Linked DNA regions of Homo sapiens: region 1 is linked to region 2. A link is an interaction called in ENCODE POLR2A ChIA-PET data of the cell type or tissue named here. Cell type or tissue: OCI-LY7. All regions are shown on one strand. Each heading gives the region's core, and the rest is flanking DNA. Links, peaks and the distances in the headings are about the cores only. Region 1 overlaps SLC7A7 (solute carrier family 7 member 7). Region 2 overlaps TRD-AS1 (TRD antisense RNA 1).

Evidence for each region. ChIA-PET counts read pairs that join two places held together with the same protein. Peaks named below come from ENCODE experiments on the same cell type or tissue, not always from the same donor. Only the 100,000 strongest peaks of a DNase experiment are listed, where the experiment ranks them.
Region 1: POLR2A ChIA-PET joins it to region 2 with 5 read pairs; 1 of 35 experiments calls an interaction of 5 or more read pairs at or near these places.

Annotation. Positions count from the first base shown.
Region 1 is chr14:22,809,749-22,812,548 of GRCh38, reverse strand. All of the region lies in intron 2 of SLC7A7 (solute carrier family 7 member 7), which reads left to right. Among named protein-coding and RNA genes, the nearest start is that of SLC7A7, 4.3 kb to the left of the region's middle. In OCI-LY7, for the core only: no CTCF peak of the experiment used is centred there; DNase peaks (open chromatin) are centred at 638 and 1,288; H3K4me3 peaks cover 2,030 bases; H3K27ac peaks cover 1,940 bases.
Region 2 is chr14:22,470,200-22,472,999 of GRCh38, reverse strand. All of the region lies in intron 2 of TRD-AS1 (TRD antisense RNA 1), which reads left to right. It also overlaps TRA. Among named protein-coding and RNA genes, the nearest start is that of TRD-AS1, 11 kb to the left of the region's middle. RefSeq lists enhancers at 806-1,305, 1,127-1,421, 1,306-1,807. In OCI-LY7, for the core only: a CTCF peak has its summit at 1,294 (motif pointing right); a DNase peak (open chromatin) is centred at 1,269; H3K4me3 peaks cover 49 bases; H3K27ac peaks cover 2,187 bases.

The DNA.
Region 1 (2,800 bases), core at 35-2,534, 340 kb before region 2:
TCCTCCTGCCTCAGCCTCCTGAGTAGCAGGGACCACAGGCACACTGATTTTTTTTTCTTGTTCCTTCAAGAGATGTAGTTTTGGCAGGGTGTGGTGGCTTATGCCTGTAATCCCAGCACTTTGGGAGGCTGAAGTGGGCAGATCACCTGAGGTCAGGAGTTCGAGACTAGCCTGGCCAACATGGTGAAACCCCATCTCTACTAAAAATACAAAAATTAGCTGGGTGTGGTGGCAGGTGCCTGTAATCCCAGCTACTCAGGAGGCTGAGGCAGGAGAATCGCTTGAACCCAGGAGGCAGAGGTTGCGGTGAGCCAAGATCGCACCACTGCACTCCAGCCTGGGCAACAGAGTGAGACTCTATCTCAAAAAAATAAAAATAAAAAAAAAAGAGGTGTAGTTTTGTTCTTTTACAAAAATGAGGTCATACTAGTCTACATGTAATTCTACAGTGTGCTTTTCCTCTAGCATTATCAGTGACATTCTTTTCTACTTACAGATCTACTTTTTAAAAAATGCTTCATATTATTTCATGTGAATTTTAAGGATGCATAGTAGTTTATTTATCTAGCTGGTCCTCTGTTAATGGCCATGTACGTTGGTTTCAGTTTCTCAGTCTTACAGATAATGCTCCAGTGAATATCTTTTTGCAGCTGCATGAGTATTTCTGTAGGCTGGATTCTTCCTTTTTTTTTTTTTTTTTTTTTGAGATAGAGTCACTCTGTCGCCCAGGCTTGAGTGGTGCAATCTCAGCTCACTGCAACCTCCATCTTCTGGGTTCAAGTGATTCTCCTGCCTCAGCCTCCCTAGTAGCTGGGATTACAGGCATGTGCCACCATGCCTAGCTAATTTTTTTGTATTTTTGGTGGAGACGGGGTTTCACTGTGTTGGCCAGGCTGGACTCGAACTCCTGAGCTCAAGTGATCTACCTGCCTTGGCTTCCCAAAGTGTTGGGATCACAGGCGTGAGCCACTGCACCCGGCCTCTGTGGGCTAGATTTTTAATACTGTCATTTCAGTCCACCTTGGCTTTTTCTCCATCTCATAAATAAAACATTATTTAAATCTGTACATTCAGTAAAGCCATTGGAGGTGCTGAGATGATGATTCTCCATAGCCCCATCCCTCAGATGCCACTATTCTTGAAAAATGCCCTTCCAACCTGGGAGAGCCTAGGACCTTAGAGATGCCTTCCACCCTGCAACTGTGAAGAAGCTCAGACATTCTGTCAATTTGAGGGGCAGCTGCTCTAGCAGTTGGGGCACAGGAATTTTGCACCAGGTGCAATTGCTCATTGGCTCACCGCTCTCCAATCAGTTTGTGTCCTTTTTTCTTTCAATTTCTGTATTGCCCCATTCACTCCTCAACTTCCTTTCCAGCTTCTCTGATTTTACTGTTGTGTAGAGAACTGGCTGTCTTCTGTGGGGTCCTTCTGTGTTTTGTGTGTCCTTGTGTCTGGCCTGGACTCATCTCTGCATATGGGATGTTTGTCATACATGGCAACAGTCAGGGAGGGGTGGAAGGCACTGCTTTGTGTTGCAAGAAGGGGGTTTTCACTGAGGTTTTTTTTTTCCGAGACGGAGTTTCACTCTTGTTGCCCAGGCTGGAGTGCAATGGCACAATCTCGGCTCACCACAACCTCTGCCTCCCGGGTTCAAGTGATTCTCCTGCCTCAGCCTCTCAAGTAGCTGGGATTACAGGCATGTGCCACCACGCCTGGCTAATTTTTGTATTTTTATTAGAGACAGGGTTTCTCCATGTTGGTCAGGCTGGTCTTGAACTCCCGACCTCAGGTGATCCGCCCGCCTTGGCCTCCCAAAGTGCTGGGATTACAGGCATGAGCCACTGTGCCCAGCCTTCACTGAGGTCTTAAATATGATCTGTGATTTCTCTTGCATTACTTGCAGATGATCTGGTAGGTTGCTTACTGGCAAAACTAATTTTAGGATCTATTGGTCTTGGAGCACCCTCAAATGTGGGCATATGGTTAATTATATCATGTGCAGAGAAGGATCATTTCATCTAAGTAATATTTCTAAGATGGCTGCATTCCTTTAAAATACCAGAAATCTATTTTTTTTTTTTTTTTTGAGATGGAGTTTCGCTCTTGTTGCCCAGGCTGGAATGCAATGGCGTGATCTTGGCTCACCGCAACCTCTGCCTCCCAGGTTCAAGTGATTCTCCTGCCTCAGCCTCCCGAGTAGCTGGGATTACAGATGTGCTACCATGCCCGGCTAATTTTGTATTTTTAGTAGAGATGGGGTTTCTCCATGTTGGTCAGGCTAGTCTCGAACTCCGGACCTCAGGTAATCCGCCTACCTCGGCCTCCCAAAGTGCTGGGATTACAGGCATGGGCCACCTTCCCGGCCTTAGAATTCTATTATTTTAACTATCTTTGTCTGTGTCATTTCTGACAGCTCTTGTTCCTCGATTCTGACCTTGTGCCTACCTCTGCCAGTCAACCCTTTTTAATTTTCTGCTGTTGCTGCTTTTTTTTTTTTTTTTTTTTTTTTGAGACAGTGTTTCCCTCTTGTTGCCCAGGCTGGAGTGCAATGGTGCGATCTCAGCTCACTGCAACCTCCGCCTCCCGAGTTCCAGCGATTCTCTTGCCTCAGCCTCCCAAGTAGCTGGGATTACAGGCGCCCGCCACCACGCCAAGCTAATTTTTTGTATTTTTAGAAGAGATGGGATTTCACAGCCACTGCACCTGGCCAATTTTCTGCTTCTAATTTGGGTATAGAGACATACATGTTTAAATCCTCATTCACCCATGTACACATTCACGTGCCTGTACATCCTTGTAA
Region 2 (2,800 bases), core at 189-2,688:
GGCTAATGAAAGGCAGCCCTTCTTCGCTGGTGGGCGGGTGGGGCCTGCAGGGCAAGTGGGGTCTGCAGCACCCTCAGCACCTTGGGAAGAGGCATAGTCTCCAGATGCCAATAGGAAGATGGGTTGGAGAAACTTAGGGCAATACGTCCTTAGTGGGCCACTGAATCTTGAGGCTTTCTCCTATTCCTCAGTGGTGGGGTCACTTGATCATGCATTGTGGCCTCTCATGAACAAGCCTGTTACAATGTTTGGAAGACATAAGAACAAGGGGCTGGAATGCTCACTTCTCATGCTCCTAATGCTCTTAGGGACTTGGGGAGAGCACAGCTGGCTCATGTCTCAGAGGATCACAGGTCTCAGGGGATCACGGAGCTCTAGGACATGCTTGCAGCACTGAAAGCAAATTAAAGATGTCAGTCTTTTTTTTTTAACCATTGATTGATACAACATATCAACAATCTTTTGCTAGATTTTGCAACTTTAAAATTTAGATTTACTCAGCATCTTTTCCCTGAGCAGCATTGATGAGAGTAACACTCTTAGGAACTCTATTCATATGTCTATTTAATAAAAATGGCAACATTTAAATTAAATATGCAACAGCAATACCTGACATTCATAGATCATTTATCTGCTGGGTGTATTGCATGTGTGACCTCACTAAATTTTCCAATAGTCCTGTGAGAAAAGCTATTACTATCTCCATTTTGCAGATGGAGCAATTGAGACTTGGAGAGTTAGGGCATGCTTAAGGTCACACAACTGGTAAAAGCCGGAGCTGATGTGAACCCAAGCAGGCTGGCTCCGGGATCCCACTCTTAGCCATTATACTGCATTGCTGTGCTCAGTGCCTGCCCTTCCTTGGGGGAGGGATGCCTTTCAAGGAATATTGCAAGGACACCAGGGCAAGAGAGTCATGATGATGCTACCCCAAGCAGGACTCAGGTTATGTCTGAACCTTCCATGTAAAGCATTATAGGAGAGGATGTGTCCTTCTGTGTGAAGGTCCATTAAACCCACTTCTCTGTGCTTGGGTATGGTCAGACGTGGGTGAGGTTGGGCAGTTAGAAGAGGAGGAGCAATTTAACTTGAAGATGGTTATGGTCTAGATCAGGAAGGGAACAGTCAGCTCTCATATTAATATCAAGCCCAGACAACATCTTTAGAGCAGGGACAGACACTAAGAGACTGTGGGTGGGGAGTGAGCATAATCCTTGGACTTGGGAGAACCGGAAGCTCTGAAATGGACTTCCGCCAGCAGGGAGCTGGGTCTCGTGGACTGGACCCCTGCCGGCAGGCGGCAGTGCAGGCCTGGGCAGCCAATGCACCGGCAAGGCAGCCCCTGGGCCCTCAACATCCCTCTTCCACATCCAGGGGCCCTGAAGATGCTCATGGTGGGACTCTGGCCTGCCTGGTGCTTACTTTTGGTATTCTGCATGCCTAGCATTGCCAGATAAAACACAGGATGCCCAGTGGAATTTGAATTTCAGATAAACAATGAATACTTTTTTAGTATAAATGTGTTCCAAATATGGCATGTCCCAGCTACCCGTATTACTGAAATTTTTGTTGTTTATTTGAAATGCACATTTAACTGGGTGTCTTGTATTTTTATTTCCTAAATCTAGGTGAATGGTGAGTTTTTAAGTGAAGAAATTGCATTCCTTTTTTTTACACAGATATTTACTGATTGTCTGTGATGCGGTCAACACAAGCCCAGGGGCTGGAGACATATCAGTGAAAAGATAAGCTCCCTGCCCTCATATAGTTTATATTATCGTGTGTGTGTGTGTGTGTGTGTGTGTGTGTGTGTGTGTGTGTGTGTGTGTGTGTAGGGGAGAGGTGAGATGGGAGAGACATAAAATAAACATGTATGAATCTGATGATTTCAGATAGTGATGTGAGGGAAAATAAGAACAGAGATGTAATTGAGGTTGGTTATGGGTGGCATGGGTGACTAATTTAGTTGGAGCTGAGAACTGTGAAAAATTGGAGACAGAGTTTCAGGTAGCTAGAAAAGAGAGACATAGAAAGGACGAGAAGGAAGGCCACTGCAGCTGAAGGGAAGAAAGAGAAGGAGCAGATGTGAGGTGAGGCTGGGGAGGAAGCAAGGGCCAGATCGTTTGCAGATGTTACAGGCCTGGGAAGGAGGTCCAGCTGTCATCATCTGATGTACATTTTATGAAGAACTGGAGAATGGATTGTCCAGGGACAAGAGCAGAAGCAAGGGGGCCAGTTAGTGGGTTATTGAAGCAGTCCCTGTAAGAGATGATGGTGTTTATAGAAGGTGGTTGCAGTGGAGATGGAAGAAGTAGATGGATTGGAGATATATTTTCATGGTAGAACTGACAGGTCTTACTGATGAAGTGGATGTAGGGAAAAAGGGAAATGAAGGACCTTCTAGAAATACTCCTAGGAACACTCCTGCATTTTGGGGAGTGAGTTAGTCAGTGTTCTGTTTTTCACAGCAGTGCCTCCCAACTGTTGTCATATTGATGGCTTACATGGAAAACTGTATTTGTAGTGCTCCTGACTGGGAGGGGCTGGCTCAGGGGCTCCAGCCACCCCAGGTACATGGGCACTCTGAACACTATCTCAGCAAGCTTATAACCCACTTATGGCAGTTCACCTGCCGGGAAGCTCTGTTCAGGATTTTCCAGCTGGAGCCAAGTGTGTGCTGCAGTGGGCCCAGTGAGAGATGGAAAGTCAAGCTGGTGAAGTGCAAGAAGCACTTAGGATCAGGACACTCCCTCAAGCATCTGAAATCAAAGATTTCTGGAATTCAGGTCTAGGACAGATT